Linked DNA regions of Homo sapiens: regions 2, 3, 4, 5, 6 and 7 are each linked to region 1. The links are chromatin contacts, found by Hi-C or POLR2A ChIA-PET in ENCODE. All regions are on one chromosome and are shown on one strand. The core of a region is the stretch at or near the end of the contact, and the rest is flanking DNA. Distances in the headings are between cores, read along the strand shown.

Region 1 (2,837 bases), core at 246-2,745:
GTGATTCTTTGAAACTATAGAGGACCCCCTCCTCAGAAAAACTACACTGGCACACATTTTTCATACTATTTTGAATATGATTTCCAGGGCCCACAATGAAAATGTATAGATCTCTATATTGTTCACTTCTAAAATCTGTTTACTCTGATCTGGCTTTTTCCTGAGAGTTCCAGACCACCTTCCAAATACTTTTCAGATAGGTATTATTTTATATGGCAAAAATATCTCAAACTTGCACGTTCAAAACTCAACATGCCATTTCCCCCAGCAAAACTGTATCTTTTTCTTAGTCTTTCTTTAGTGAATGGCAATTCAATTCCCCCAATTAATTAAAATAGTAACTTGCATATTACTGTTGACTTCTTTCTCCCTCCGTATACCTCTCACATCTAAATGGTAATTATAGTGACCTCCCACGATTAGTTAAGTGGCATGCATTTGACAAAGTATTAACAACCAACCCACCATATATGCTTACATATTTTCTGTATGAATTTAAATAAGTGACTCACTCCTCTACAGGTGAGCAGCTAATAAACCAAACCCTCAATACCTCATTCCTGAACTCCCTCGGTAGCCTCCTAACTCTCTGCCTGTTCCCAATCTCGTTCCAGTTTTAGTATCTCCCAACATGTCTTAGAATAGATTTAGGTATTCCCTCTCCAGCCCCTACAGAAACTTTAGTGTCCTTATCTTCATTCTTAAGGTTTTGTATTCCTGGGGCAACTTTTCCAGGGCTGTCTAGGACCCTTAGAAAGCAGTTGACAGGCAAATAGAAATAAAGAAGCTAGAGAATAATTGTTTAAGGTGTTATACTCTCTCCCAACCCCTGCCCAGTGCTATCTATTTGTGTTTTCATGGAGACTTTAGAATAGAGCTTCTCAACCAGTGCATTTCTATACATAATATCATATAGGAGGCTGAGACAGTCGTCCCCTCAGTCCCTAGGATAGGCATGTAATTCCTAGAACCACAAACAGCATTATCTATGTAGTTCAGTATTTACTACAAATATTAACATTCCAAAGTGTGCCAATGGATGAAAAAAATAATTGAGAGGCATTTAAAACACAGAAAGTCCCTCCAGTATCTAAAAACAATGAATTTCCACCCTGACATTTTACTGTCTTGGAAATTTAATGCCACCAACCTATAGTTAAAACCTACATGATTATGGCCAATTACATTTGGAAGGGATTTGTCCAAGTTGGCCCTGGATCAGGGAGAGCAGCAGCAGGTGAGAAATGCTGCCTTTGAGCAGCTGATGCAACCCAGGTGTGGCAGAGCATGGAGGGCCATACCCTAAGAAGGAGACCAGCAGAGAAACTGAAACAAGTGAGTAACTAACCTACAAGAGGACCCAGAAATTTAGAAAAGGAACTCTCAGAGCAGAAACTGAAAGCCAAGAACAGAACCCAAAATTGAGTCAGAGGAAATGAGGCAAAAGGTCAGACCTCGGGGAAGGAAGCTAGAGATGCCAAATCAGCAGAAGGCTGAGGGCTGAGGTCAGGGATGAGTCAATTCATCTGCTCTCAAAGCCAAAAGAAGCCCTAGCCCTTGAGCCACCACAAGGGTTAAAACTTCTTTAGTGAAATGAAAGGAACTAAGCTTAATTCCTCACTGAAACCTCAGTACTACAATATGTTAATTTTGTCTTTTAATGGTCCTGGGGTTTTTTTTGGTTTGTTTGTTTGGCTTTACTTTTTCCCCCTAATTTCCTCATTTACCTTCTGTATATTTTATATTTCATGTAATTTTTATTTAACGTTAATGAAACAGCAGCTTTCAAGTTGTCTTAGGCAGACAAGAAATTTTTTTCTAAATTTATTGAAATAAAAGTATATGTAAATTATGTCATAATATAAAGAGAAAATCCAAGCCACCTTACTATCATTAATATTAATATTATTTGTATTACTAGTAGCTATCATGTACTTAACTTTGTAACCTTGTGTCTTGTACTATGCTAGATGACTTTATATGTTAACTCACTCCTCACATTATCCACAGGAGGGATTATTAGTCACAAACAAATGAGGAAATCAAATAGGTCAAAAATTTTTCCATGATCCTATAACTAATAAATGGCAGGAATGAGATGTAAACCTGTGATGTGTCTGATTCTTAATTACTGCACTCAGCTCTATTTTATTTAAAATATGCTTATTTAAATATGACCCACATAAAATGGGTCATTTGCTTAATGAACATCTGTCAAAGCACAGCTGGGTATTAAGTACTTTTCTAGGTGCCCTTGGGGCAAAAGAAAAAGGAGAATCTGACATAGCCAAGCCTTGAGGATGCTCAAGTTAAGTTTGAAGACAAGACGTAGTCCATGAAATACAACAAAAATTAGTCCAAAGTCATAGGTAAGCCTTCAATTTGAGCCCTGAAGATACTATTTCTCAGCATATGACCCTGAGCAAGTTATTCTTATTGTGTAAAGCTGAGATCATAATGATATGAGCCTCATGGGGTGTTCTAAGGATAAGATGAGATAATGTAGACCATTAGTTTTCAACTTCAGGTGATTTCCTCTCTGACAAAAGATATTTGATAATGTCTGAAGCATTTTTGGTTGTCACAACTGGGTAGGGGGAAAAGAGAGTGTTGTTTGCATCTAGTTGGTAGAGGCCAGGGATGCTGTTAAACACCCTGCAATGCACGAGACAGGCTGTCTCCCAAACAGGGAATCATCTGGCCCAAAGTATCAATTGCACTGGGGTTGAGAAACCCTAACGTATTCGAAGCGTTTAGCAGAATCCTAAAGGCATTTAGTAGTAGATCCTCCACATTAACTCACTATATTTGCATGAAAAGGGGGTAGCACTTATGGC
Region 2 (2,735 bases), core at 51-2,550, 930 kb after region 1:
GCCCAAGGCTAAGTTGCTGAGGTTGGTTCTTTGGCCCTAGGTGCTCTCCCTTTGGAGGGTGCTTATGTGAATTACTTACTTACGCACTTTTCACCAGGGTTTTCTAACTGTTCCAAAGTAAGGCCTCCTCCTGCCCTCCTGGTGCTGCGTCAAAGTCCTGCCGCTCCTCCTGGGGTGGTAGGAACCAGGCTCCATTCATTAATTGTTATGGCCCTTCCATGTGACTTATGAACATGAATTGGTCATCATTTTGTGTGCAGTGTCTCAGGTGGGGATGTGAAGAGAGATAAGATACGGTTCATGCCCTCACCATGCTTGCTTTTTAGTGGGAGATGGACATGAAATTAAAATGCTGATTCTTGCCATAAGTCTGTTCAAAGCTTATGTGATTCCAGTAGAAACAGCAGCAGAATTTGTAACTAATAATCAGTCCTTTAACATTGTTGGTTCCAGAATGGGCTACATTTTTCAATTACAACTTGGGTGCAAATGGAGAAAATAAATTCAGGCCATGTCTAAAATTATTCTGATTTTTGAAAATATGGTCTGACCATATTTTCAAAAATACATAATTAATAAATTACAATTCATTAATTAGTATGCATAATTATTTTCCATGGTTTCATCTCTTATGAGATCTGACATGTTTGGTTTCCAGGAAGGGAAGGGGCAGGGGAGAGGTACGTATCCAATACCAACACCAAATGTTTCTGCTTTTTTACCTTCAGAACACTCCCTTTTGCCATAAGAACTTTTAGCACATAGAGTGACCACATAGTCTTGTTTTCCTTCCACAACAGTATCTAAATATAAAAGAGGACTGCAATGCCATGGCTTTCTGTGCTAAAATGAGGAGCTCCAAGAAGACTGAGGTGAACCTGGAGGCCCCTGAGCCAGGGGTGGAAGTGATCTTCTATCTGTCGGACAGGGAGCCCCTCCGGCTGGGCAGTGGAGAGTACACAGCAGAGGAACTGTGCATCAGGGCTGCACAGGCATGCCGTGAGTACTGGCAGCTGCCCAGGGCTGGGGGTTTCACCAACACACTAGTTCAGAAGATCTGGGGGTCTCTGCCCCTTGTAGCGCTGCTGGGCAGAAAGAGTTGTGGACTCTGGAGTCAGGTTCCTCCCTGCCTCTGCCACTGCCACTTGCACGTGACCTTAGGCCAGTGATTCTAATTCTGAGGGTTTCGCTTTTCACTTTCTTCATCTGCAGAGTGGCTTCTTTCTGCTCCGTCACTAATGAACTATAAGATACCAGGGGATGACGCTTGACTTCTGTGGATCCAGGCTCAGTTCTCATTTCCCCACATCTGTACAATTGGAATAATATCAGCACTAGATGAGGTGCTACGTAAAACACCTGGGACTAAGTCCCTGCTCAGCAAGTAGCGTATCTCAATATCTTAATAATTATTCGAAACTTCTCCTAAAAAGTTTGACCCCTCCTTCTGCTGCCGTGACTGCCCTCCCATGCGTGGTGCTGAGTTGAAGTGAGAAGCTGAGTGTTGCTTTGTGGCTTAGTCAAGTTCCCAAGTTGTGAAAAGGACGAGGCTCTCAACAACACAAGCTTTTTTTTCTCCTTTCAAGTGAGAGTTGTCTTAAAGTTAGCCTGTTGCCCTCAGAAGGTGGGAAACCAAAGTCCCTTTCATCCTTTGAACTTGAGGACATTGGCAGTTTTTGCTTGCCTGATTTTAAATGACAAGTTAAATCATAGAAATTAAGTTAAATCACAGATCTAATCCACTTGGATTGTGATGATGGTTGTACAACTGAGTAAATACACTAGAATCTGTTGAATTGTACACTTAAAAATTGGTGAATTTTATAATATGTAAATTATATCTCAAAGCTGTTTTAAAAAGGTTCTATCAACTCGTTTTATGATGATGAAGTAGCCATTTATGATGCCGTACAGCCTGATCCCTACTTTACTTATCCCACCTTTAACCCTCAGAACAACTCTGAGGGGATAGGTTGGTTATTTTAAGAATTGCTTATCTTGTTAGTAGTACAGCTTGTTTAGAAAACCTACCTTCTTTCTGATATTTGTCTTTCTGCCTAAAATCTTCACACACCAGAGTTTCAGGAAAAGGGGAGAGGCTTATGGTATGGGGAAGAGCGTAGTAGGCTCTTACTGACTAAACCTGACACAGAATAAAATGGGCTGAGGTGTATAGATTATTAGTGGGAAAAATCCAGTAATATTGTCAAGTTATTTTGACTAGGCCGCAATGTGTACAAATAACCATCTTTAGACAGCAGCTTTAAGTGTGTTTGTAATTATCAGAACACCTAGATGTAAATCAGTGGTTCTAAAGTTTTTTTTAAGGCTTTGTTTTTTTGTTTTCTCCCTTTCCCCTTGAGATTTGGTTTATATTGTTTATTCTCTTCGCCAAGCTTCTTGCCATCAGCACAGCAGGTATAAACCTCACTCAGTTTGTAAGCAAAGGTCATTGTTGCAGAGTCATTGGGCTGCTGTTAATGAGGGACCAAGGAGCTGCTGGGAAAGAGATGAGAGGAGAGAGCCTGTGAGTCTGAGGATGGACACAGTCGCTGGACCTCCTATAACTCTGGGCTTAGGGTCAGCCAGTTTGGGGTGTCGGTTTCTAGCCTACCTTATAGAAAATGAGTGGTGTCTCTTCTGTAACTGGCTCAACAGAATATTGCAGAAACTCATCAATTTCAGAAATACATACTGAATGCCACAGGTTCTTGTAGCTCTCACTGTTACTACAG
Region 3 (2,700 bases), core at 149-2,648, 960 kb before region 1:
CATAGAGTCTTTCTTTGCCCCTTGGTAAATCTCTGTGGAATTTCCATATAGCAGTAATTATGTATGAATTCAGGTAATAGTGGGCAGGTACGCTTTTAGAGAAAACAAGTGGGTCTATGAGGAAACATGGATGGGAAAAGATATTTGCCACGGACTCCACCTGGGAGTATAGCGGCAGGTGCAAAGATCTTTGTTTTCAAAGACTCAAAACCTCAGTGGTAATGGATAAACGTCTCTGTCAACAGGGGACTATGAGTCATTTGCCTTTGCTTTGAGTTTTTTTTTTTCCTTCACCTAACAACACTGATTGGTTTTGTTGGATAAAATATCAATACTTATCTCTTTCATTTAAGTCATATCTATGTACCCAGAAATACTCAGTGAATTTGTTAAGTCAGTAGTATACTGTATGCATCAGTGCCACCCAGTGAATTGTTTGGCATTTGGGAAACATTAGTAAAGAAAAGTAAGACAGCAAGTGTTGTTACCTTTTTGCTGAGGAAGAAACTAAAGCAACATCAAATCACTCAATTCATTAAAGTCCCTTATATTGTGCTAGAATTGAAGACAATGCCAGGTTATCAAATATCATTTTTAAGAGAATCAGTCACCAATTTAGAAGTTTAAAATAGGAGTGAGAGATAAAAGAACACACCCAACTGATAGGTGTTTTCCATCTGAACTGTAAGGCGAGAGATATCATCACGCTGACTGGGTTCTTCCATATAAGACACAGTACTCATAGAACTAAAAACAAGGGAGAAAACAAATTTTAGTCATTATTATAACAATAATAACAAAATACAATATTGCTTTAAGCTAAAATGTTACAAAGATGAAGTTTTCTCAGAAAATTTCAAGTAAGTCTTATGTAAATATCCTAGTGGCATATTGAAAGTCCAAAACATTTTAGAGATGGAAATATTAAGATGCAGAGGAATTATTTGGAGCAGGTCTCAATGTGATGGCTGAAGCCCAGGGCAGTTACCCAGGTCATCAAATTATCCAGAAAGCGATCCTGGGTTGATGTATGTGTATGGGGTAACAGTACATACTTCAAAATCCATTGCCAATCGCATCTCCACCACTGATATAAAGCCTCTCCTCAAAGTAGATAAAGCTCACAAACAGGGCTGGGGGACATATGAGGAAGCTTAAAATGTTGGAAGACAACTCTATATACACATGGAGTATTATAAAGAGTTCACTATTATATGTAGTTCACAAAATCCCTTTAGTATGAAAAAGAAAAATGAGAAACTCATCTACGTGGTAGAGGAAACCGCAATTCACCAAAACTATAATACATTAATAAGCATCAATCGGCCTTTTCAACATCGAAAAAGGGTTTTGGTTTCGTTATCAAGGCAATATGAGCTTATCCTGGTGCTAAACAGGAGACCCAAGCAAAGAGGAGGCCCCACTGTCTCTCCAGCACTACTTAATTCAACTTAGTTCAGAGGAAATTCAGCTGTAACTAATGACAGTCTCAGAATGCTGCACCCTCAATTTTCTCCACCTGTGAAAATGAACTTTAAGACAGATGTCATTTCAAAGGGGAGGATATAATAGCATGTGTGTGTGTGTGGGTGTGTGTTTGTGTGTGTGTGTGTTCAGAGTGACCACTTTTCTAAGCAGGCTATGTTTTTGCTTTAATTAAATAAAAAATAGATATTTGCTCTTAATCTTTGGGGATCTTTTTTCTTGCAAGGAATTTAAAATACTTAGTTCTACGCTGTTTGGAATTAATGAACTTCTTGCAAATCGATATTTTAAGAAAATCACGGGTAATCTATTTTTAAAAATCCTTTAATGCAATACAACTTACATGATAAATTAGGGTTTACCCACTCAGCCCAAGAAAATGATGGAAGAAATTCTGGCTGCTTTTTTCATGGTGGATTTCTGGATGAGTGACTTAATCTTTATTCTTATAACACCTGCCTTCCTCAATTTACTGCTGCCCTTTGAAGTAGCAACCAGCCTGTTTGGCCACACTGGCTGCAGGTGTTGTGGGCAATACCAAAGATGATTACTGCTGCTTAAAAAACCCAATGTTACATAAACCCCTTGATTCTAAGATAAGTCAGTCTGCTCCATTACTATATATGCTACTTTTAACTTTGTAAAACATTTCCCATAAATTATCTCATTTTACTTTCACAATATCCTTTGAGGTAAGTAAAAGATTCATTATTCTACCCATTTCAGAGATAAAGGGAATGAGGCAAAGGGCTTAATGTACATGTATAAAAGGCAGACAGATTTCAAATGTCCTGTTTACCTCTTAGTGACAAAGTCCCAAGTATGATTATAACAGACAGAATGAAAATAGGGACAATGAAATAATTAATCACTGCAATTAAAACTTACTTGCATAATACAGAAGGTATTCATAAAAACTCAATTTCTTTTCTACTGAACACCATATTAAAAATTCATGGAGAAGAAGAGGTGGTACAAAACTCAAATTAGCTGGAGTGAAAATTCCAAGACAAAAAAGCAAATAAGGATTTTTATAAACTGTCTTCACTATCAGTTACTGAAGATTGACAATCAGTGCACTTAATATTATTATCATTATGAAACTGGTAAATGTCATAAGGGCAGCTTAAAAATCCCACTGGTTGAAGATTGGTGTGCAAATAGAAAGTTTTGCAGATTGACTTTTTTTGAGTTATTGTAGATAAATTTGTTCAG
Region 4 (2,897 bases), core at 74-2,573, 750 kb after region 1:
TTGCTGCTTTCACCTGCTGATTTAATTTGGCATGTCTGTCCCCAGCCCCCCTTTCCCCCGGCAAGTTGTGATCTGCAGATGTTTTGGGATTTTCTCTTCCCTCTGGACCTGTCCCCCACCAACCAGCAAATAGCTCCTGGGCCTAGGTTGAGGGAGAGAGAGAAGTGACCCCCTTTGGCCAGTGCGCTGTTTTTTATTCCCCTCTGGGTCTTCTAATGGAATCTGCTGTCCCTCCGTAGCCCCCTTTATTTTCCCCTTAAGCTTAACCCAGAGCCAGGCCTAAGCAGCCTGTCTCTGGCTTTCTTTCCCCAGGCCCCACCCTGGCCCCTTTTGCTTTTCCAGCGCCAAAAAAAACGCCTCCCAAGCAGAAGACACACCCAGCCCAAGTCTAACCATTCCAAAAGGGAGGAAAACACAGAGGAAGAGCAGGGACCCAAGGGTCTCCTGTCCTGAATATTCCAACAGCGTTTCCCTCTAAAAGCCTCCTAGCTTTATAATCCCTTTATTCTGCTTACCAGTCGACCCTCCCCTCCTCTTTGCCCCTTGTTCTGTGATAGATATTTGGGGAGAGGGGTGGAGAAAGAGGTTGTCACCCTCTGTTCCTTACAGTGAGGCATTTTTCTTTTTCTCAGTCTTTTCATTTATTAGATGTTTAGCATGTAAAATATGTAAATCTGTTTGCAGGCTTATTTGAACTTGTTTTCTTGCTGGCTAAGGAATAGCTGATATTCTATAAAGGGAAGGAGGGGGGAAAAGATCAAAAGTAACACTCTGAGTTTTCCCCATTTGAGCATCCCCAGAGTTGCCAGAGAAGACCCTCCTATAAAAACCAACAGTCTCCCTTCCATGACATCACCACCTAAGCCCTTCCAACTTTAGCTTCAGAACAGGAAGAAGGCTCAAAATAGAACTACCTTAGGAATCCAGCTCCTTGAAAAGATCAACTTTTAAATCAGCTGCAGGAGGAACACAATGAACTTTGACATGGGGAGTGAGAAGGGAGAGAAGACTGTATAGTGTTCATAATTGGTTCCTTTGAGGGAGGGTTGGGGGATACTTACCGTGTATTTCAGAAAAGCTTTCCTCTAGAGTTGGGTACCTAGACCACTGAATGATAAATAGGATGGTTCAAGATTCATTTATTGAATTATTCATAAGTTTTTGTACGTCAACAATAACAAGCACGTTTCAGAATATGAATTAAAGAGGGGCCTCTCTGCAGAATCTGCTCTAGATAGAGAAGGTTGTTTCAGGAAGCTAGGAGGGCACTTGAAGACAGAGAACCTGAGGATGCAGTGACAGCTGCTGTGAGTATGTAAGTTGAGAGGCTCATAAACAATAATTGTGATAAACAATAATTGTAACTTTTGTAGGTGACTGATACCCTGGACAAAGAAGTAAGGATGTCAGGATTTTCCACCTCTACCTTGGAAATTAACTTCTTGTCTTTGAATCTCACTCAGTGTCTCCATTCAGTCCCTGAATTGAGATATGCTTTCCTCTCTGAGCTAAAATACTCAGTCTTTTGGAAGGGCTACCTAATAAACGATAATCACTGAAGTGTTGACAACTTAAAGATTGGAAGTGGAGCAGAAAATACTTGGTATAATTTGAGCACTTGGTGGGTGCTGTAAGATGACTTTCTGGTTGATGGGGTAACATCTTTTACTCTGGTTCGGGTTTAAAAGAATCCAGGTGACAGAGACAGGATACCTGCCCTAATATGGTAGCCACTAGCCACGTGGCTATTAACCACCTGAAATATGGCTAGGGTGAGGAAGAGCTCAATTTTAAATTTTATTTAATTTTAGACTTTGATAACTTGATTTAGTTATTGGAAAGCTTATTTATATTTGGAAACATACTTGAGCTTACGCATCTACTTTTGAAACTAAGTGTTTTGAAATCCAAACGCAAATTAAGTATTTTGATGAAAATTTAGAATTGGGATATGTAAGTGCAAAGTAATCTTCAGATTTCAAAGAATGCAAAAAAAGTAGAATAGCCCATTAATTTTATGTTGATTCCATGTTCAGATGATAATATTTTAGATATATTGGGTTAAATGAATATGCTATTAATTCCACCTGTTTATTAGTGTGGCTACTAGAGAATTAAAAATTACATGTGTAGCTTGCATTATATACTTCATTGGACAGCTCAGGCCTGCATTACTCCTTTTCATCTATGAATTAATTTCTTTTCTTTTTTTCTTTCTTTTTTTTTTTTTTTTTTTGAGATAGAGTCTCTCTCTGTCTTCCAGGCTGGAGTGCAGTGACGCGATCTTGGCTCACTGCAACCTCCACCTCCCAGGTTCAAGCGATCCTCTTGTCTCAGCCTCCAGAGTAGCTGGGACTACAGGTGTGTGCCACCACGCCCGGCAGATTTTTTGTATTTTTAGTAGAGATGGGGTTTCCCCACGTTGGCCAGGCTGGTCTTGAACTCCTAAGCTCGGGTGATCCATCCGCCTTGGCCTCCCAAACTGCTGGGATTACAGGCATGAGCCACTGTGCCTAGCCCCATGGATTAATTTCAAAAGTGGTGACTGTATGAAATATTGTTATTTCATGTTTGTGTTTCTATTTTCCACTGCTGTGTTCCATGTGATGATTGGGGACCCCAAGTATTACATTATTACTGTTATATTAGGGAGATTAGTGTAAAAGTCCAGGGTTCTAGAACGGCTAGCAGGGGTGTCATGGGAAAATTGGGATACCCACATACCCGGCTATTGCTGCTTTTGTAAAAGGATCCTGAACATAGCAAAAGGTACCGGAAAACAATGTGTGGCAAAGTAACAATTGTGACACCTGGTGGCATTTTAGTGATTCTACTCATCTGTCACTCACTTCCATTTATTTTTTCTTTGCTTCATCTACTTTCTGTCCCCCTCCCCA
Region 5 (2,700 bases), core at 16-2,515, 950 kb after region 1:
ATATATATTATTCAGTGTGTAGATTATTTCAAGCATGAAATTCGTGTCTTCTCTGGAAAATCCCGACTTGAGTACTGTTACAAAGTCAAGACGATTGGTGATAGGAGAAAGCTCATGTTCAGCTCAGTGGTAACTGGGAAGAGTATGTTATCTGTTTGTGTCAGAGCATGTGTAGTAGTCTGGAAGTGAGGAGACCTGAATGTAGATGCATGTCTAGTGAGCAGTGATTTCCCTTTCTGAGTTTCCGTGCACATTGCGTATTATATAGTTTAGACAGTGTGCTCATTAAGGTCTCTTCCAGATATGAAAGCCCAGGATTCCCTGATACAACCCAGTTCTTTGGTCCTAACCCTGCAGGTGCCAACTCCCCCAATCCTGCAAGTCCAGAAGAGCTGGCTTTCTCTTCCTTGGACCTAGGCCCTGCATAGGTTTCCCAGCAGCACTGACCTTTTACCAATAGAAAATGAAGAAAGCAACTTAACCCTGTCCCTTTTATGTATCTTATCAGGTTGTTTCTGTTGAAAAGGAAAAAAATAAACTGAAGCGGAAAAAACTGGAAAATAAACACAAGAAGGATGAGGAGAAAAACAAGATCCGGGAAGAGTGGAACAATTTTTCTTACTTCCCTGAAATCACTCACATTGTAATAAAGGAGTCTGTGGTCAGCATTAACAAGCAGGACAACAAGAAAATGGTAAGTTTGTCCCAGAAGCTCTTAAGTCTGGATCTGGTGATGAGAGGGAGAATTGCTGAGTTCCGTTCTGCAGCACATGATTTTCAGAGTTCCTGTCCTAAAGAGAAAACAGGATTTTCTTATTGAAGCCAAAAAGTTCCTATTACCAAGGCATTCTCAGTGTTTTAAAGTTACACCGATACATTCCAGTGCCTTTCTTTGGTCTCAGAAATGTGAATCTGCCTTAGGATTTGCTTCCCTCCCAAATACACCTCAGCATCAATATTTAATTCACAAAGCTAGTGGATTTGAAGGAAAAGAAAACCAGCGAATGTCAGTGTTTCCTCCCAAGGGTTCTGGCACGGCCTCTCTGCTGAGCTGAAGTGCAAAGCAGGAAGCCCCACGTTGCCCTCAGGCGAGCCTCGGCCACAGTGGCAGTCATCGATATGGTGTCAGGCACACCCCAGTGACTCTCGGACAGAGGAAAGGGTGTTTAATCTCACTTCCTCTTTTTTGGTATCACTTGAGGACATAATCTAAACAAGCAGGAAGTGGGAACTCTGCCAAAATAAACCTGTTTGTGTCAGGGGAAGTCACAGCCAACAACATGCAGAGAGAGCGGCTGGTGAGACAGCTAGCACTCTTAAGGTGAGTGGAGCCAACACCAGGAAAGGCCACATTCTGCCAAAATGTGGCAGATACTGTGTCACAATGATAACGCTCAGTGCTGAGGAAGAGCCTGGTGATACGGTTTAGGGCAGACAGTCACTCTCTTGTATTCAGAATAACTTGTCTTTCTGATATAACCTTTTGGAAAACAGTTTGGTAACCTGTTAAAAGCCTTGAAAATATTTATATATCCCTCTGTTCAGGAATCTAGAGAATGAATCTATCTTCCAGAAACAATGTGAGAGGCAGGTTATGGTTTATGAATAAGAATATTCATTCCAGTAGTAATTAAAGTGTCAAAATTCTGAAAATAACTTAAATATACAATAATAGGAGAATAGGAAAATAAATCACAATTTGCCTGAGAAGCAGAATATTAGAAAATCAGGTTGCTGAATTTTTTAATGACCTGGAAAAAAGGTCAGGGGAAAAAGCAGGATATAAAACTTTACCTATAGAATGGGACCAGTTTTGTTCAAAATATCAATAGGTATGCATGTATATACACATGCTCTTAGAAAAATAAATATTAACAGCTACTTATTTATGGTGGCATTATGAGTGGTTTTAATTTTCTTATTCTCCCCTCCTTTTTTTTTAAACAAAAAACTTACATTAATTTTATTAGAAAAATATAGTAAAAACAAAGTGAAGAGGGAGAAGTAGAAGAGCTCAGATGGATGTTAATGGAAAGATGCGAAATGGAGGGAGAAAAGAAGAAGTGCTGTTGATGGAGCACATCCTGGATATCAGGCCCCGTGTTATATGCTGCATCCTGGATATTAGGCCCCGTGTCATATGCTGCATCCTGGATATTAGGCCCCGTGTCATATGCTGCATCCTGGATATTAGGCCCCGTGTCATATGCTGCATCCTGGATTTTAGGCCCCGTGTCATATGCTGCATCCTGGATATTAGGCCCCCTGTCATATGCTGCATCCTGGATATTAGGCCCCGTGTCATATGCTGCATCCTGGATATTAGGCCCCGTGTTATATGCTGCATCCTGGGTATTAGGCCCCGTGTTATATGCTGCATCGTGGGTATTAGGCCCTGTGTTATATGCTGCATCCTGGGTATTAGGCCCCCTGTTATATGCTGCATCCTGGATATTAGGCCCCGTGTCACATGCTGCATCCTGGATATTAGGCCCCGTGTTATATGCTGTGCCTGTATCTTGGTCTGTCTTAGTCCTTGTAAGAACCTTAGGGGACTGAGCATCAGCTCTACTTGAAATGAGGAATCTGAGACTAATCAAGAGGCATGGGATCTTGCACAGGGTCACTCAGTGAGAAAGTGGCAGGCACTTGCCCAGCTCTGTCTGGTTCCTGCCTGTGCATTTTGCCTGTGTTGCTTTG
Region 6 (2,918 bases), core at 149-2,648, 850 kb after region 1:
AATGATGCAAACAGCCCTGAGGTGTTGTTCAGAGTGTGGCAGATGAGACAAGACTTGCACACAAACACCCACAATGCAGGCAACCCGGGTTGCCTCCCTGTCTGCTCTGATCTCCGGTCTTCTTTGGTCCTCTTTTCTGTACTTCTGGAAGGCACTTTGGAGATCCTTTTGTCTGCTGCTCCACTGAGAATTGAGTCAACTAAGAATTGTTTAGGGCAACACAGGTGGTTACTGGTGGAGGCCAAACCTCAAATTCAGTAGTCTAATTCGGATGCTTGACTTTATTCCACACCCAGAATATCTTGCTCAGTTTCAGTTGCAGTAACTCAAGTGATCAGGAACTGTCCAGCAGGGTTAGTGAAGTCAGCACAGGTGGGGCAGCCTCTGTCCACAGCCCTGAAGCTGCAGAATTCTGACCGTGCACGGCCTCGGAGGATTTTCATCCAGGGATTGTCAGGGGGAAGTCGCTGGAGTGTTTTAAGCATGGGAGTGTGTGGAACAGATTTGAATTTTTAAAAGTTCATTGTAGAGAATTAATTGGGGGCTGGAGTGAATGGAGTGACGATTTAAGAGATGTTCGTGGTCCCTTCAGGTGAGAGATGGTGGCAGCTCGGACCGTGTTGCCGGAACATAGACAAGTGAACTGATTGGAGAGATACCTAAGGAAATAAAATTGTTAGGATTTGTCCGTGGACTGCCTACGAAGTATGAATCTTGGCTACAGTGTGACCTTGATTAAGACACTAAAGACTTAATTTGTTCCTCATGGATAAGATGATGCTACTACTTTGAGAGGTTATTAGTAAAAAATGAAAAGCGCTGTACATGCATTAGGTATCAGTGAATGTAGTTCTAATTCCTATTATGCATATGCTTTTTTTTTTTTCGTAAAGAGCTTTTAAAATACGGAATGGGTTGGATCTGCAGTAGCTTGTCCAAGCTGGGGGCTGTATTGTTAAATTCTTTTTAGTCTAGTGCTCCACTAGCTCCTCTCCTACTGAGCTGGGGTAAGAAGCGGAGCGTATACGGAGGAGGCGGGATGCATTTCTGCATCGAGCGCACAAAGGTGTGGCGGAGGGGGCTCCAGAGCTGGGAGGGGTCAATCTACGGGCGAATCCTGGCAATTTTACTCCCCGCGATAGATGACCTCGCGTCCTAGATGAGTTTCTAGATTCTAGAATCTAGAGGACGCGGTGAACAGAGACGAGTGGGGGCAGCTTCGCGAGCGAAGCCGGATGGGGGCGGGGCGGGTAGGCCGGAGGCGCAGAGTCTCCGCCGGGACCGCGACCCCGCCCCGCTTTCCGGGGCTGCCGCTGGTGACGTCGCGAGGGGGTGGGCCCGGCGGCCACGGGGGTGGGGCCGGCCGCGGGGCGGGGCGGGGCGGGACGGGAGGCGGTGCGTCGCTGAGCGCAGGCCGCGGCGGCCGCGGAGTATCCTGGAGCTGCAGACAGTGCGGGCCTGCGCCCAGTCCCGGCTGTCCTCGCCGCGACCCCTCCTCAGCCCTGGGCGCGCGCACGCTGGGGCCCCGCGGGGCTGGCCGCCTAGCGAGCCTGCCGGTCGACCCCAGCCAGCGCAGCGACGGGGCGCTGCCTGGCCCAGGCGCACACGGAAGTGGTGAGTGTCACCGGGGGAGGTGGAGGAGCCGGGGCGGCCGCGGTCGGCAGGCGAGGGGCGCGCAGCCCGGACTGGCCGGAGGCGCGGCCACCGCTCTTGGTCGGTCCTTAGGCTGCGCGGCCCGGGCTGCTCCTGAGCGCAGCTCAGGACCCCGCGGCTCGGGCGGGGAAGGCGGGGATTTCCAGCCCCGCGGAGCCGGCGGGCGGCGAGGAGGTCGCCGGGCGGGGGCCCCCGGCCGGGAGAAGAGCGGTTAAGCCAGGCCGCCCCCTCCCCCAGCGCGCACGGCAAGTTTTCATAAACAAGCCCGGAGCGCGCTGTCTGACATCCTGTTTATACCACCCCGAGATACAGGCGCGGGCTGGAGGGCTGACGTCCCTAGCTCCTTGTACCGCGAACTTGACCGCCAGCTCCCGGCCGGGGTGGCAGCGCAGAAAGGTTTTCTTCTTCGGCCCCAGGAAGGAGGCTGAGGGTCTTAGCTTTTTTCCTTCCTTGCGGTCTCAGCGAGGGAAAGTTTCTGGGATTTGGAGCTGGGTGTTGGGCGTCCGCGAACTCGGGAAACGCCCCCTCCCCTCTTAGGTTCTGTTAGGAACCAGGCCTCAGGTAGCCAGCGAGAAGTGGGAAAGGAGACCCTGGGCGAGAGGACCAGGGAAGGGGAACAGTGGGAGAGAACTACCCGGGGAATTGCGAATCCCACTGGAAAGGGACTGATTAACCGAAACTGGGGCTGGTCTCTGGCTCCCTCACTCCAACTCCATCCGCGCATCGTCGGCGACCGGGAGCATCGGAGGACTAATAGACACTCCTCCAAAGTCACTCCCCAGGGTCCCTGGGATGTGGGCTCCTTGGATGTGTGTTTACCACGGAACTTCTAGATAAAAGATGCGATGTTTGCCAGGTGTTTGTGCACACGTTTTTTGGAGGGTTTGCACTCCATGATTTCCTGTGTGTTCCTGGGGAAGGGGACCCCGTCCTTCCTGCCACTCTTCTTACTACGTGGCTGTGAGCTGCCTTCTGCCCCTGGTTGAGTACATCGCTATACATGTCATTGACACTTTTCCCCCCAAGTCATAGGGTTTTTCTCTCACTGGCAGGAATTTACAGTGGTATAAAATTGTCATTACTTCTTTCAGGGAGTAAAACATGGGTAGTTAAGTGATGAGAATAATGCAGAGAGAGATGTAAATCAGGGCGTGTTTGGTTTTGGCTATTTTTTTATTTTTTGAAGAAAAGATTTGAGTTAAATATGGGTATAGGCACAGTAGATTTTGTTTAAGATGAGCAATTCGTATTGATTGAATCTTTGT
Region 7 (2,891 bases), core at 83-2,582, 940 kb before region 1:
TTTTTGTAGAGACAAGATCTTTCTGTGTTGCCCAGGCTGGCCTTAATCTCCTGGCCTTAAGTGATCCTCCTGCCTTGGCCTCCCAAAGTGCTGGAATTACAGGCATCAACCACTGTGCCTGACCCACCATGACTTTAAAAAATAAAATTAGGGGTAGGGAGCTAGAAAATAAATAAATAAATAAAAATTAAAATTAACCTTGCTTTCCCAAAGATTTTTTGTTGTTTGTTTTGTTTTCTCGAGCAACATTTACATAGTTTGTAAAGAGCAAATAGGACTTAACTTTTAAATAAATAATTTATTGGAAAACTCCCTCCTTCCTACTAATACTTGTTAAAAAGCTGGTAGTAGCAATGGACTTCCCAGAACTTGGACTATAACTCTAATAATGCCCTCATTGTCTACCTACAAATTTAAGTATTCATTTAAATTATTTCATAATCTATAAATGTGAGAGCCCCGATAAGGAAATACTGTGCTAGACACCAAAGCATAAAAATAGAAGAGAATCCATGCCTTCAAGGAGCTGGCAGTTGAGTAGGTAGGGCACACAAGAACATACCCTAAAACCCAGTGGCATCAATGTCAGAGCAGAGGTGCTGTGTGTGGGTGAGGCAGGCAGCGTGGTGTGTGTGTGCACGTGAGTGTGAGCGTCCTTGAGTGTGTACCTGTGAGTGTGCATCTCTGTGTGTGCAGGTGCCTGTGTGTATAAGTGTGTCTGTGTTCGTGTGTACGAAGGTGAGTGTGTTTATGAGTGTGGAAAGACACACAGCCTGATTAGGTGGGTCATTCAGGTTTTGCTGCAAAGCCACATAGACCCATCTCGGCCTCAGCTGTTTCCAAAGCTGCCCTGCAGGCCGCCCCCTCCCCAAGAAAGGCCAGAGTTGGGACCTGGAGGTCCTCATGGGTGCGGCCAGCCACAGGAAGACCGCCCCGGGTCAGGGGATGACCTTGCTGGCCGGCTCTGCGTTGGCCATCACTCTTGAAGCCCAGCCCCCAGCCATGCAATGGGGCAGGGGACGAACCGTTGGGACCGACTTTCAGTTCCCAAATTTGGGATCATTTTTTCTTATGTGTTGGGGAGAGGAGGAATAAGGTGGCGGAGAGATCGGGGCCAAGTAGGGCCATTTCTCAACAAAGGGCCGATCCCTTGCCCCCTATCCTTCCTTTGGGGTCCAGACGCGCTGCAGAGAGAGGCGACCCTACCTGCAGCAGGGAGGCTTCGCCCGGAGCCTCCCAGACCTCCGGCACTGCAGACACTGCGCGCGGCGCGGCTCCCGCGTCCCAGGCTTCATTCAGCCGGCGGCCGCCCGCGCACTCTCCCTGGACTCTGAGGCCGGTCTCCAGGGTGACCTCAAACAGAGCCCTCGGCCCTCCCCGGCCGGACTTGGCCGCTGAGTGGCCCTCTGAGCTGCCCTAAGGATGTAGAGGATCTCATCTTCACTGCCCACTGGGGGTCACTCTGAGCCGGGCTGCGTCCTGGGTTGGCGGCGAGCTGGAGGGGAACTGGTTCATTGTGTAGCGAGGAAGACATTTGGGACTAAAGACATTTGCACCCCTAGGGCCCCTCATCAAGTTCCTTTTCCCGCAGACATCAGGGGCAGGAGTGGGAAGTGCTGCGGTTTCCTAGCACAGGAAATCCGAAGCGCAAAGACAAAGTAAAGTAGCCCTGCCCTTTTCCCGGCTCCTAACGCTGCTTCGCACGTTCCCCCTCCAAGGCACAGGCGGTGGAATGTGGAGGTAAATGAGCACTTACATTGGCCAGATACCCCAGATACCGACAAACATTGGGATTTAGTCGTCCCAATAACTCTGTCAAGAAAGGAATGTTTTCCCTTTAAAGGATTTGGAAAATTGAGATTCTAAAATGTTAAATAATATGCCCAAGGCCCCTGAAACTCATGGTCTTAACTCCAATGTGTTACAAACCGGGCTGGGTTCCTTCGCTTTCCTTAACAAGACTCTTCTGAGCCTGTTAATGTCTAAGAAGCTTTGAAATGAGGCTGTTTGGGGTTGAGGACCTACCTGCTGGTATGAATGGGCTTTTCCTCTTCTTCAGCGACTATCCCCAGCCTAAGCCTGGTTTGGGCCTCCCCAAACCAAAAGCAAACAAAATAAACACTATAGGGACCCTCCTGTAGTGGGCAATCATTGGAAGCAGAAACAAGATGCCTCCAAGCATCTAGCCAAGGGCATGGCTCTTGATGAGTGTCCTGCTGGAATTAGCATTAGCTGACAGTAATACATTGGGATTCCGGTGGAGCACAGTGTTAGGATAGTGTTGGAAGAAGAGAAATAGATATTTTTGCCCATCCCAATCTCTACTCACAGAAAGATAAGAACAGGAAAGGATTGTTGATTGAATATCTACTATGGACTAGATAGGAACTGCTAGGTGATGAATAAACATTATCTCATTGAATTTGTTCAGTGACTATGACATAGGGGACATTACTCTATTTTTTTTTAAGATAAGGAAATGTAGAATCGTTGAGTAACATGCTCAAGTCGATATTTAAATCACAGAGCTGAAATTTGTCTAACTCTTAACCCTTGACCTTTGACAGACCTTTGGCCCACCATCCCTACCCTAAACATGGAATGAAGTTTTCCAGAAATGCGGGTAAAATTTTAAGAGGCTGACAGCAAAAGATATTCACAATTCAATTTATTTTCATATTTTTCATTTATTTTCCAGAAAAAGAAATCACATTTCAGTAACAACTTACATATAGAATTAAACTTTGTTCTGGAATGGGAGCCCTAGTTGCAGTAACGTGTCATAATAAATAATTGCATATTCAGGATTTTGTGAAATAGGTGATTGGGAAAATTATGAACAAAAAACATTTACAAAAATTATTATTTACAAAGAGTGATATCCATACTAT

The links. A loop is a pair of places that touch in the nucleus more often than their neighbours do. ChIA-PET counts read pairs that join two places held with the same protein, here RNA polymerase II (POLR2A). Pooled maps may share reads with other maps.
Region 2: a pooled map shows a loop between it and region 1 (5-fold over the local background). The contact joins two enhancer-like sites. A Hi-C loop is called at or near these places in 1 of 37 single-sample maps with no recorded cell type and 7 of 50 pooled maps. POLR2A ChIA-PET finds 5 or more read pairs at or near these places in 1 of 52 experiments (AG04450).
Region 3: a loop to region 1 is called in a pooled map, with 3 times the contacts of the local background. The contact joins two enhancer-like sites. A Hi-C loop is called at or near these places in 3 of 50 pooled maps.
Region 4: a map of naive thymus-derived CD4-positive, alpha-beta T cell shows a loop between it and region 1 (4-fold over the local background). The contact joins two enhancer-like sites. A Hi-C loop is called at or near these places in 1 of 168 maps with a recorded cell type or tissue (naive thymus-derived CD4-positive, alpha-beta T cell), 5 of 37 single-sample maps with no recorded cell type and 11 of 50 pooled maps.
Region 5: a loop to region 1 is called in a map with no recorded cell type, with 17 times the contacts of the local background. The contact joins two enhancer-like sites. A Hi-C loop is called at or near these places in 5 of 37 single-sample maps with no recorded cell type and 9 of 50 pooled maps.
Region 6: a loop to region 1 is called in a pooled map, with 8 times the contacts of the local background. The contact joins the promoter of JAK1 here to the enhancer-like site in region 1. A Hi-C loop is called at or near these places in 16 of 37 single-sample maps with no recorded cell type and 9 of 50 pooled maps. POLR2A ChIA-PET finds 5 or more read pairs at or near these places in 1 of 52 experiments (activated CD8-positive, alpha-beta memory T cell).
Region 7: a map with no recorded cell type shows a loop between it and region 1 (3-fold over the local background). The contact joins the promoter of DYNLT5 here to the enhancer-like site in region 1. A Hi-C loop is called at or near these places in 2 of 37 single-sample maps with no recorded cell type and 4 of 50 pooled maps.

The regions. Positions count from the first base shown.
Region 1 is chr1:65,810,817-65,813,653 of GRCh38, reverse strand. The region is part of intron 1 of PDE4B (phosphodiesterase 4B); the gene reads right to left. Among named protein-coding and RNA genes, the nearest start is that of PDE4B, 19 kb to the right of the region's middle. RefSeq lists an enhancer at 1,253-1,482. Within about 2 kb of position 1,495, at least 2 of the 41 ENCODE cell types and tissues checked have a DNase peak (open chromatin) inside an H3K27ac peak, as active enhancers do.
Region 2 is chr1:64,881,541-64,884,275 of GRCh38, reverse strand. It overlaps JAK1 (Janus kinase 1), which reads left to right. Exons shown (of 25, transcript NM_002227.4): 3 at 801-999. Among named protein-coding and RNA genes, the nearest start is that of JAK1, 84 kb to the left of the region's middle. RefSeq lists enhancers at 852-1,021, 1,342-1,521. Within about 2 kb of position 1,300, at least 3 of the 41 ENCODE cell types and tissues checked have a DNase peak (open chromatin) inside an H3K27ac peak, as active enhancers do.
Region 3 is chr1:66,768,434-66,771,133 of GRCh38, reverse strand. It overlaps DYNLT5 (dynein light chain Tctex-type family member 5), which reads right to left. Exons shown (of 5, transcript NM_152665.3): 3 at 656-747. Among named protein-coding and RNA genes, the nearest start is that of DYNLT5, 17 kb to the right of the region's middle. Within about 2 kb of position 1,398, at least 2 of the 41 ENCODE cell types and tissues checked have a DNase peak (open chromatin) inside an H3K27ac peak, as active enhancers do.
Region 4 is chr1:65,063,144-65,066,040 of GRCh38, reverse strand. It overlaps a transcript of JAK1 not described here. Among named protein-coding and RNA genes, the nearest start is that of MIR101-1, 6.1 kb to the right of the region's middle. Within about 2 kb of position 1,323, at least 3 of the 41 ENCODE cell types and tissues checked have a DNase peak (open chromatin) inside an H3K27ac peak, as active enhancers do.
Region 5 is chr1:64,862,781-64,865,480 of GRCh38, reverse strand. It overlaps JAK1 (Janus kinase 1), which reads left to right. Exons shown (of 25, transcript NM_002227.4): 8 at 509-694. Among named protein-coding and RNA genes, the nearest start is that of JAK1, 100 kb to the left of the region's middle. Within about 2 kb of position 1,265, at least 27 of the 41 ENCODE cell types and tissues checked have a DNase peak (open chromatin) inside an H3K27ac peak, as active enhancers do.
Region 6 is chr1:64,965,029-64,967,946 of GRCh38, reverse strand. It overlaps JAK1 (Janus kinase 1), which reads left to right and starts at 1,398. Exons shown (of 25, transcript NM_002227.4): 1 at 1,398-1,614. RefSeq lists a silencer at 1,174-2,053.
Region 7 is chr1:66,750,900-66,753,790 of GRCh38, reverse strand. DYNLT5 (dynein light chain Tctex-type family member 5) reads right to left here and starts at 1,332. Exons shown (of 5, transcript NM_152665.3): 1 at 1,207-1,332. It overlaps SGIP1 (SH3GL interacting endocytic adaptor 1), which reads right to left. Exons shown (of 25, transcript NM_032291.4): 25 at 2,652-2,891.